Regions from separate parts of the Homo sapiens genome. Here all the other regions are linked to region 2. The links are chromatin contacts, found by Hi-C or POLR2A ChIA-PET in ENCODE. All regions are on one chromosome and are shown on one strand. Each heading gives the region's core, a stretch centred on a gene start or an enhancer-like site at or near the end of the contact. The rest is flanking DNA. Distances are from core to core; before and after follow the strand shown. Region 1 overlaps CC2D2B (coiled-coil and C2 domain containing 2B). Region 2 overlaps ENTPD1 (ectonucleoside triphosphate diphosphohydrolase 1). Region 3 overlaps ENTPD1 (ectonucleoside triphosphate diphosphohydrolase 1).

Region 1 (3,570 bases), core at 850-3,349, 120 kb after region 2:
GGCCCTGTAATCTCACCCTGCCTCCATTTGCCTTGTGATATTTTATTACTTTGTGAAGCATGTGACCTCTGTGACCCACACCCTATTCGTACACTCCCTACCTTTTTGAAAATCACTAATAAAAACTTGCTGGTTTTACGGCTCGGGGGGCATCACGGAACCTGCCAACATGAGATGTCTCCCCCAGACATCCAGCTTTAAAATTTCTCTCTTTTGTACTCTTTCCCTTTATTTCTCAGACCGGCCGACACTTAGGGAAATAGAAAAGAACCTACGTGAAATAACGTTGAATTATTGGGGGCGGGTTCCCCTGATAACAAATCAGTTGGAAAAGAATGAAGGATGCATTAACTGGTTCTGGAATTGTTATTCATACATGTGGAAAGAAATAAAATTAGATTCAGACATCAGAAAAGAAATAAATACCATGTGTAGTGAAGATTACTTGTGAAAAGCAAAACTTGAAATGGGCATTTCAATTTTGGGATACAAAGGTATTTCTTAAATAAGACACGAAAAGTATAAATTATAAAGAACAAGATTAATTAGTTTTTCTTTGAGATGGAGTCTCACTTTGTCGCACAGGCTGGAGTGCAATGGCGTGATCTCGGCTCAGTGCAACCTCCACCTCCTGGGTTCAAGTGATTCTCATTCCTCAGCCTCTGTAGTAGCTGGGGCTACAGGTGTGCGCTGTCATGCCTGGCTAATTTTTGTATTTTTGGTAGAGACAGGGTTTTGTCATGTTGCCCAGACTGGTCTTGAACTCCTAACTTTAAGTGATCCGCCCGCCTCGGCCTCCCACAGTGTTAGGATTACAGGCATGAGCCACAGTGCCTGGCCAGATTAATAAATTTTATAACATTAAAATTAAAAACCTACAGATTAGAAAAGTTATTCCCAACATATATAAAATTAAAATATTAATATCCAGAGTATTGTGTTAACTCCTAAAACTTAATACTTTAAAAGTAAATAAAGTGATATGAGGCCGGGTATGGTGGCTCATGCCTGTAATCCCAGCCCTTTAGGAGGCTGAGGTGGGCAGATCACAAGGTCAGGGTTTCAAGACCAGCCTGACCAACATGGTGAGACCCTCGTCTCTACTAAAAATACAAAAATTAGCCAGGTGTGGCAGCACACACCTGTAATCCCAGCTACTTGGGAGGCTGAGGCAGGAGAATCACTTGAACCCAGGAGGCAGAGGTTGCAGTGAACTGAGATCGTGCCACTGTACTCCAGCCTGGGTGACAGAGTGAGACTCTGTCTCAAAAAAAAAAATGTAAATAACGTGATATGAAATGGCAATATAATATTTTGTTAAATAAAAGTTGTTACTTGCAAAAGAATTAATTTCAGGATTTCTTATGGATAATTAGAAGAACAAGTAACTTACCTTCAGATAATGAGCATGCGTTGTTTCATGGCTGAAGATTCTAAAGTATTTACTTCATTATTTTTGTATAGTCTTTAATAATATCTATAATATAAAATCATTTCCAAGTGCATTGGGGATATATAATACTGAAAATGCATAAATAACAAATGCAAATTTACTTTATTTAGATGAAGCATCCTGACAATCTTATACTGACTATATATGTAATATTAAAATTATTTATTATAGTCAACACACATTAACTACTTAGTATATGCCAGGCACTTTACAGATATTATTTCAATTAAGTCTCACAAACAATCTTGTGACAGAGGCATTATTATTATTACTGAAGAGGAAAGTGGGGTCTGGAGCAGTTAATCAACTTTTCCAAACTGCACAGTTAGTAAATGCCAGGGCCAACTTGAACCTAGGACTGTCTGCCTCCACTGCCCATGCTCTTAACCACGTATTTTGTTTTTAGTGATACAGGGCAAATGCATACATGAAGAATCTTTTCTCAATCCTCTTCACTTTTCTAAAAAATCATTTTCTCAGTCACAAATCTTGTTCTTAATCATTACTCTAATTTAAAAGATGAATGGACTTCAATCTAGACCCAAACAGAATATAGTTAGAAACTGGTTTTTAGCCTATCCTCAGTGGGAGAATCTAAAAGAAATGTTTTCTTCTGTCAGTCTCAGAATGTTTCCAGTGTCTTACACATGGACTGAAGTGACTAGTGATATTTATTGCAATGTGTCATATGTGAACTCTTTGTTACATTCAAGAAGTGAAACTAACAATTCTGTATTTAGGAGTATGAAAGTCAGAAAGAGAAGGAGGTATCCGTTTCAGATGTAAATTCTATTACAGCACAAAGGATTAATTCTGCCAATTTTCTGAAAAAGGTAACAACACAGTATTATCAATATATTTGCATTTGTTTTTGTGAAAACTGGTCTGCTAGATCCATGGTATTATAGTCCTTCCAGAGAGTCAGATGGACGAATCCACTCACTCGTCACCTCTTTCAGATCACTGAGGAGTTTTCTGTTCTTTTCAGACCTCTTTTTGAGAGTTAGGTTACTTCATTGACAGTGAACTCATTATTAAAGCACATCCCAACCTTTTCTGTTTAAACATACATTTTAAAGACTTCCCATCTCTTCTTTGACTCTAAAAGTTCACCTTGAGAGATACCCCAGCATTTTGCCAGAACTCATATTTACTGGTGCCTCATGATGTCAAGGACTATAGCAATTCAGGAGATGAAGGGATGAAGGAGCTACCAGAGGCACACAGACAGTATTAGAAAAATAGATACGCTTTGAAACGAAGCCAAATAGTGAATATTTACAAAACACTCTAGCAGAGTCTTAACCAGGTTTGAGTGGAATCCTTCACTGGATTTCATGCCTGATTTCTATCAACCCCTCATCATGCCACTAGACTTAGAAGCTTAGTGCAGGGGCGACATCTACAGATCCTTAGTGCCTAGCATAGTATCTTACACTGAGAAAATGCTGATAAATGTTTGAGAAATTAATGAATTAAAGGATGGGAGTTGAGGTGGTTTCTACAACTCCTACAAAAGTAGACTCTTACCCACCTACATCTTCTTTGCTGTAGAGCACCAGTGCAGCCTTGCAGGGTAATTTGAAAAGAAGCAAGGAAAGCTATGGAAAGAGCTAAGAGATACATTCCAGATCCCTCATGGGGACAGGTGAGAGGCAACCATGTATAGCTAGTAGAGCCCCAGGCAGGTGTCTGAAGACCTGTTCTTACTACCCTGTGTGTCACTGGCAAGTAACCAAATCACTGAGTCCCACTTTATTTTTTACAAAAACGGACAATATTAATGCTTGCTTTGCTTTACATCCAATGTGAGGGGCAAATGAGATCAAACCACAAGTGTTCTTCTAGTTCGTACACCATGACTGTGAGATGGAATGTGGACCGCTGTAGCTCTCCCAGGCATGAGACAGCCCCCTTTATCACTGGCAGCTGTTTTTCCCACTCATCCCCTGCCTCTCTTACTTCTTTACTAGCTTGCTGTATGTTTTAAGTTGGGATGTGCTTTAATAGTGAGTTTGTGGTCTCGGGAAATAAAGAAGTGTTCTTGCTTATAAGAAAAGAGAACACATATCCTCCTTATCCTGTTTCTTCTTTTTTATGTAAGGAGAAGCCCAGGA
Region 2 (3,852 bases), core at 58-2,557:
CTCAAGGAAACAACCACTTTGCATGACTCAGATGCAAAAAAAGACATTAAGACAGAAGATAGAAGGTGAGATGTTGGCAGTGCTAGCAGTCCTCAGCAAAATGCTGCCTAAACTGTGTCCACAGCTGTGTTTCTCAAACTTTACTGTGCACGTGAATCACCTGGGAATCATATTGGGATGCAGATTCTGAATTGGTAGTTTTAAGGTGAGGACTAACCAGCTCCCAAGTGATGCTGATGCTGCCAGTCCAGGGACTAAAGTGAGTGGTAAGGCTTTTTATGGCTGTGGGCCAAAGGCTCTGGTCAAGAGCATATAGAAAACTCAGATTAAACAAAGTCTAGGGCATGAACAGAGGTACTGAAATTTAGTGTTTCAGAACCTACTAGACCACAGGAACTACTTTTTTCCTGGAGGACCTGTTATTATCTCATAGAAGCCTGTGCAGGAAAAGCTTCCTTAAGAGACCCTAAACTATAAAACCCTGCTCCCACTGAAGGAGTGCAGCACCACCCCCAAAACCCTCTGGAAGAGGCCAACCTTCAGGTGCACTGGAGCTGGGGCTTTCCCCTCTCTTCATCAGGGCTAGTAGAGAAAAAGAGGGCCACAGAGAGGTGCCTATCATACGAGTATGATCTCCCCCTCACTTCACTTCTAGATAAAAACATCTTACGCTGGAGTAAAGGAGAAGTACCTGAGTGAATACTGCTTTTCTGGTACCTACATTCTCTCCCTCCTTCTGCAAGGCTATCATTTCACAGCTGATTCCTGGGAGCACATCCATTTCATTGGCAAGGTAATTTGGGGGCCTGTTGGGCTGGGGGGAGGTTGGGGTTCGGTGGTAGTGACTGAAGCAGTTTGGGGCTTGAAAAAGGGGGGAGTCAGCATGGTGTAGCTTTGGCTTGATGTCCTGTTCTGCCATTCTGCTTCAAACCCTGGCATTCTGTGTCAAGCCCTCCTGGGTCTGTTGGCCCACTGTGAGCATCCTCGCTAAGGACAGCTACTTGCATTTTCAGTTGCACCTTCCCACATAACAGTGACTAATTCCTTACAAAACAAAACACAAAACGAGATATATTAAAGTAACAGCATTTCAGCAGCTACAGTGACTCTGTGTGCTGACTTCAGCAGCCCTCTGAAAGGCCCCTTCCATAAGCTGGGAAAGTATGATCATGGTTTCATCATCCTTGTTGGTTATTACTTCAAGGTTGACCAATCTGAAAGCTCTGTGTGAAGAAGGGGACTGAGTGGCTGTGAATGATGAGACCGTTGTTTAGAAGCCAGGCTTAGCCTGAGTCCGGAAGAAGCAACCTCAATGCTGTGCTTTACCATAGCACCACCTGCAGGTATCCAGGAATAGAGAACCCAGCTGAGCGACTCATGCTTGACCAAAAATACCCAGAGCAGTGTGTCTCTACCTTTTTAAGCCCATGCTCACTAGTGGGGAAAACATTTTACCCCCTGTATTAAATATGGTGATTTCAAGCAAAACAAAGCATTGAGACAGAGGGCTGTAGCAGGCCTGAGGATAACAGTGTCCTTACACTCTTGTCAGTGCTGATCTTGCTAATTCAAACTTAAATCTTTTCCTTGTTATAATATTCCAGACTTCCTTTAATTCCAGCAGTTTATTTTGTTTGAAAGATTATACCTATGTCAAATTTAGGACTGACACACGAGGTAGTCATGATGTATGTGTGTGTATATACTTTTTTTTTAAGAGACATGGTCTCACGCTGTCACCCAGGCTGGAGTGCAGTGGTATGATCACAGCTCACTGAAGCCTCAAACTCCTGGGATTAAATGATCCTCCCCACCCAGGCTCCCAAATAGCTGAGACTACAGACATGTTCCACCGTGCCCAGCTAATTTTATTTTTTAGAGAGACAGGGTCTCACTATGTTGCCCAGGCTAGTCTCAAACTCCTGGCCTCAAGTGATCCTCCCTCCTTGGCCTCCCAAAGTGCTGAGATTACAGGCATGAGCCACTGTGCCCAGCCAGTGATTTATATTGTTTGAACTCTTCCAATGCATGATCCAATAATTCTAAGCCCTAGGTGATAACTCTTCTAACTCCTCCAACCACAAACAGACTTTCCCCACTGTTTGCAGATCCAGGGCAGCGACGCCGGCTGGACTTTGGGCTACATGCTGAACCTGACCAACATGATCCCAGCTGAGCAACCATTGTCCACACCTCTCTCCCACTCCACCTATGTCTTCCTCATGGTTCTATTCTCCCTGGTCCTTTTCACAGTGGCCATCATAGGCTTGCTTATCTTTCACAAGCCTTCATATTTCTGGAAAGATATGGTATAGCAAAAGCAGCTGAAATATGCTGGCTGGAGTGAGGAAAAAAATCGTCCAGGGAGCATTTTCCTCCATCGCAGTGTTCAAGGCCATCCTTCCCTGTCTGCCAGGGCCAGTCTTGACGAGTGTGAAGCTTCCTTGGCTTTTACTGAAGCCTTTCTTTTGGAGGTATTCAATATCCTTTGCCTCAAGGACTTCGGCAGATACTGTCTCTTTCATGAGTTTTTCCCAGCTACACCTTTCTCCTTTGTACTTTGTGCTTGTATAGGTTTTAAAGACCTGACACCTTTCATAATCTTTGCTTTATAAAAGAACAATATTGACTTTGTCTAGAAGAACTGAGAGTCTTGAGTCCTGTGATAGGAGGCTGAGCTGGCTGAAAGAAGAATCTCAGGAACTGGTTCAGTTGTACTCTTTAAGAACCCCTTTCTCTCTCCTGTTTGCCATCCATTAAGAAAGCCATATGATGCCTTTGGAGAAGGCAGACACACATTCCATTCCCAGCCTGCTCTGTGGGTAGGAGAATTTTCTACAGTAGGCAAATATGTGCTAAAGCCAAAGAGTTTTATAAGGAAATATATGTGCTCATGCAGTCAATACAGTTCTCAATCCCACCCAAAGCAGGTATGTCAATAAATCACATATTCCTAGGTGATACCCAAATGCTACAGAGTGGAACACTCAGACCTGAGATTTGCAAAAAGCAGATGTAAATATATGCATTCAAACATCAGGGCTTACTATGAGGTAGGTGGTATATACATGTCACAAATAAAAATACAGTTACAACTCAGGGTCACAAAAAATGCATCTTCCAATGCATATTTTTATTATGGTAAAATATACATAAATATAATTCACCATTTTAACATTTAATTCATATTAAATACGTACAAATCAGTGACATTTAGTACATTCACAGTGTTGTGCCACCATCACCACTATTTAGTTCCAGAACATTTGCATCATCAATACATTGTCTAGAGACAAGACTATCCTGGGTAGGCAGAAACCATAGATCTTTTGTGTTTACAGCTATGGAAACCAACTGTACCATAAAGATAGTTCACTGAGTTTTAAAGCCAAGCCACATCTTATTTTTCCAAGGTTTAATTTAGTGAGAGGGCAGCATTAGTGTGGAGTGGCATGCTTTTGCCCTATCGTGGAATTTACACATCAGAATGTGCAGGATCCAAGTCTGAAAGTGTTGCCACCCGTCACACAACATGGGCTTTGTTTGCTTATTCCATGAAGCAGCAGCTATAGACCTTACCATGGAAACATGAAGAGACCCTGCACCCCTTTCCTTAAGGATTGCTGCAAGAGTTACCTGTTGAGCAGGATTGACTGGTGATGTTTCATTCTGACCTTGTCCCAAGCTCTCCATCTCTAGATCTGGGGACTGACTGTTGAGCTGATGGGGAAAGAAAAGCTCTCACACAAACCGGAAGCCAAATGTCCCCTATCTCTTGAATGATCAAGTCACTTTTGACAACATCCAGGTGAATATAAAAACTTAATAAAGCTGTGGAAAGGAACTCTTAAT
Region 3 (3,608 bases), core at 380-2,879, 80 kb before region 2:
TTACTACTGATTATGGGAAAGAGGAACAAATTTTAAGATGAGGCAAAATTGGTGACCAAGAACTAGAATAGCAGGTGGCCTGGGAAGAGGTGGGGGTGAAAGCGGGTAGAAAATCTATGCAAAAATATAGGTTCCTAGTCATTTTTTTTCTTTTGTCTCTTTCGATTACTATATCCTGCCTTCCTGCAGGAGGAATGTAGTAAGATGCTTTGTATAATCAGGTGCTTTGCTTGTTCTTTTTTTTTTTTTTTTGATTGTAGAAAAGATCAGTGTAGCAATTTGACCATTTGCCAAATTACCCATAAGATAGGGTAGGCATTAAAAACCCAGGGACACTGAAGTCAGGAAATCCAGCTTCTTGTATCCTGGATCTTTCTTGGAACAGCCTGTCACATATGACATCTAATGATGTAGCACCAGCTGCTCACAAATACAAGTTCCTTAGAGTATATAGACATTATGGGGCCACTAAAAATGTCTTATATGGCTTGCTGCCAGCATTTTCAGCACTGTCTCTCACCAGCAGCCACTCTCTAACTGTTTGCCCTAGCCAAGCTCAGAGACATGGGGACTCCTATGAGCTCCATTGTCTTGTGTAGAGAATGGGGCTAACTGTAGAGTGTGAAGGCCTGGGGAGAAAAACTCAGGCTGTGTTTCCTAGTCACCCCAAGACCTTGTGGACCCAGGAAGTAGCAGTTCCAGAGACCAATTGCTATATGGCTTTCTGCATGCCCACTGCCTTTGTCTTGCTGTTGTCGCAGGAAACATCTGGTGTACATCCAGTGCACCCAGAGCCTTTTGGAAAACACCTATCGGCCTCAGTACTCTTTTCCCTCAGGCTGGCAGACAATGAGGAAGGAGGAGAGAGAGCTACCCATTGGAGGAGGAAGTAAAGCTGGAGGCTGGGGTAGTGGCAAGATATGAGCATTCAGGTCTACAAAGCTTCAAGTCTCTCATTACTTCACTCCATCAGGCCAGGACAATCATGGGGGTTTGGCAGGAGTGGCGTTGCAGGGAGTTTAGGCCTAAGGGAGTGTATGTGTGAGGCACAAAGTAATAAGGACTGGACTTTGTTACCTGAGGTGATGAGGGTGACAGGCCCACATGGATAAATTAGGAAACAGGCAACAGGTTCTATAGCTGCATATCAGAGACTCACAGAGTGGAAATCACTTTGATGAGGGCAGAGCAGCAGCCCAAATGACCGGATACCCACTGTGGAAGTCATCCCCTCATCACTTTTTCATTCCCAAGACTCAGCTCTTCTCTGACTCTGTTACTTTGTTGGCAACTCCCGTTGCAGTGTCTGGGCAATTTCTCTCAGTTGTTACAACTTGCATTCAAGGGCATCTCTTGTTCCAGGCCAACTCTATTGATCTCTGAAAAAATGGGAGGTAGAACAGTGTTCAAGCATTCAGATAAACCTACCTTCCAATCATAGTTCTGCTTCTTACTAGCTGTCCCACCTTAGGCAGGTAAGTTAACTTATCTGAATGTCAGTTTTCCCGCTTGTAAAATGCAGTTGGTATTAGTACTTAATTTAAAGCTTTGTTATGAGGATTAAATGAGATAATGCAAGTCCAGCCTATAGTTGACTTTGGCTTAAGCAGCAGTTGTTGGAACAATCTGTTGTGGCCAAGATCATAAGGTCTCAGGACACAAGGTTGGCCACAAAACCAACCCAGCAACTTATGAAGCAGAAACCATCTGTGGTAACTTTTCTCAGAAGGTGGCTATGTAAACTGGCCTCATTTGGCTGAAGGAAGTTGGGAGGTGGATAGGTGGGGGAAATAAAAGAAAAGAGAAGAGTTAAATGAGTGTCAATGTCTCCTAATAATTAAGAGCTTAGAATCCCTGGAGTCAGACAGGCTTGTCCTCAAATTCCAGCTCTGTGCTTACCATTTGTGTGACCACGAATATGTTATCAAACTTTTGGACCCCAGTTTTCTCAAGTGCAAAATAGGCTAATGATATCTATGGTGTTGTGATAATTTGATGAACAATGAGTATAAAGTGCTTAGCACAGTGCCTGCTACCCAGTAAGAACATAACAAATGGGGAAGAGGATGATTGTGAGGATGGCAAGCGTTTTTCTTGGCCTAGCATCCAGTGGTGCTGCTCTTGTTATCTAAGGAGGCAGGAAGGAGACAAGAGTGGGCACTTGGTAAAACTGGATGCAGGTGAAAGAGAGGTGTTTATCTGAGGGCCTCATATCTGAGCCTCACTTCTACCTCCTGACCCCTTATGTCCTCCCACCCTGCTACCCAGTGCTTGGGTGCTGCTTAAAGCACTTTGTTCCAAACTCCCTAGGGATGGTTTGCCCCTCCCCTTCCCATAATGACTCAAAACTTCTGTTCATTCTGTTCAGCTTTGCCACAGCCAGGTTTTGGTGAGAAGGACCACACAGCTTCCTTTGACTTTAAGGCCACCAGAGGTATTTCTTTTTAACTCCACCAAATTGGAAATTAGTGGAGCAATAAGCAATGGAGGATGGAGGGTACTTTGAGCACAGAGACTTCCATATTGCCCTGAAAAGGAGCCTGAAAGACAAGGTTGAAGGAGACGCAGGTTCAGTAGGGGAGGGAGAAGGAATGCATATCCCTAGCTTCCGTATTGCACTACCGTCCTTTGCCTGAGAAAGCGAACCCTGGTGTTAGAATCTGAGACTAATGTTGTTCCCCAAGGAGGAAGGCAGCTCAGGACTGGTTCCCACCAAGCCAAGTGCAGTCCTAGATTCTGGCTCCCTGTGCCCACTGTCAGCAGAGAAAGCACCAAATCTAGTGAGAAAAAGTTTCAGCATATCTTAAAATGACAGAAACCACCTTATCCAACCTAGACTTTTCTGCCATGGGAAAAAGATGAAACCTGGAAATCTGGGAAACTTAAAATTTTCAACACCATTTATAAATATAAAAAGCCTCTGGTTACTTGAGTGTTGCACATTTAGATATTTGATTTTGTATGTTGATTACAAATGGAGTTGTGGCCTTGCAAACCATCACAATCATCATTATAATCATTGAATTTATGGTTCATATGGCAGTTTCTTATACATTATTCAATTTACTTTAATCCTCTTAACTCTGTCAAGTAGGTATTACCATTAATCCTCATTTTACAGCTGAGGAAACAAGGTAGAAAAGGTGACTTACTCAAGATCCCAGAGCTAGTAACCTCGAGGTTTTGTTTTGCTCTTTGGTTTTGTTTTCAATTTAGGTAATGAGCTACCAACATTAGAATGATGCATAGAAAGGTGCTGGGCCATGGTCTTTGCATCTTCCAATAAAGCATAATAAGATATATTAATTTCCAGGAAAAGAGTTGAGGGAGAAAAAAGGGGGAATATGATTTATTGATACAACTTTTAGGGAAATTTGATCAGCGTAGTATTCCAAGCTTTATTTTGATCATTTTCAAACCAAAGTTTAATCTGTTAAAATAGACATGCTTCTTTTACTCTGTGTAAACATGAAGCTCCACATATTACAAGAGGGCTTGGAAGGATGGGCCTACTAATTGGTACAGAGCAACAAAGTCTATTTTTTATTTAAAGATATAGGTGTTTTAGGAAGGAGAGGGGATGTTAAAGATAGTATTTGGCTGTATGA

The links. A loop is a pair of places that touch in the nucleus more often than their neighbours do. ChIA-PET counts read pairs that join two places held with the same protein, here RNA polymerase II (POLR2A). Pooled maps may share reads with other maps.
Region 1: a map of OCI-LY7 shows a loop between it and region 2 (8-fold over the local background). The contact joins two enhancer-like sites. A Hi-C loop is called at or near these places in 1 of 168 maps with a recorded cell type or tissue (OCI-LY7), 2 of 37 single-sample maps with no recorded cell type and 4 of 50 pooled maps. POLR2A ChIA-PET finds 5 or more read pairs at or near these places in 1 of 52 experiments (activated CD4-positive, alpha-beta T cell).
Region 3: a pooled map shows a loop between it and region 2 (3-fold over the local background). The contact joins two enhancer-like sites. A Hi-C loop is called at or near these places in 1 of 168 maps with a recorded cell type or tissue (A673), 5 of 37 single-sample maps with no recorded cell type and 10 of 50 pooled maps. POLR2A ChIA-PET finds 5 or more read pairs at or near these places in 1 of 52 experiments (GM12878).

The regions. Positions count from the first base shown.
Region 1 is chr10:95,986,057-95,989,626 of GRCh38, forward strand. CC2D2B (coiled-coil and C2 domain containing 2B) reads left to right here. Exons shown (of 35, transcript NM_001349008.3): 20 at 2,194-2,286. All of the region lies in intron 2 of ENTPD1-AS1 (ENTPD1 antisense RNA 1), which reads right to left. Among named protein-coding and RNA genes, the nearest start is that of CCNJ, 56 kb to the right of the region's middle. Within about 2 kb of position 2,100, at least 2 of the 41 ENCODE cell types and tissues checked have a DNase peak (open chromatin) inside an H3K27ac peak, as active enhancers do.
Region 2 is chr10:95,864,069-95,867,920 of GRCh38, forward strand. ENTPD1 (ectonucleoside triphosphate diphosphohydrolase 1) reads left to right here. Exons shown (of 10, transcript NM_001776.6): 9 at 656-793; 10 at 2,109-3,852. The coding sequence ends at 2,315. All of the region lies in intron 3 of ENTPD1-AS1 (ENTPD1 antisense RNA 1), which reads right to left. Among named protein-coding and RNA genes, the nearest start is that of CC2D2B, 42 kb to the right of the region's middle. RefSeq lists an enhancer at 1,176-1,405 and a silencer at 1,224-1,518. Within about 2 kb of position 1,308, at least 5 of the 41 ENCODE cell types and tissues checked have a DNase peak (open chromatin) inside an H3K27ac peak, as active enhancers do.
Region 3 is chr10:95,783,867-95,787,474 of GRCh38, forward strand. All of the region lies in intron 1 of ENTPD1 (ectonucleoside triphosphate diphosphohydrolase 1), which reads left to right. ENTPD1-AS1 (ENTPD1 antisense RNA 1) reads right to left here. Exons shown (of 6, transcript NR_038444.1): 5 at 1,160-1,379. Among named protein-coding and RNA genes, the nearest start is that of ENTPD1, 30 kb to the left of the region's middle. RefSeq lists a silencer at 1,594-1,673. Within about 2 kb of position 1,630, at least 2 of the 41 ENCODE cell types and tissues checked have a DNase peak (open chromatin) inside an H3K27ac peak, as active enhancers do.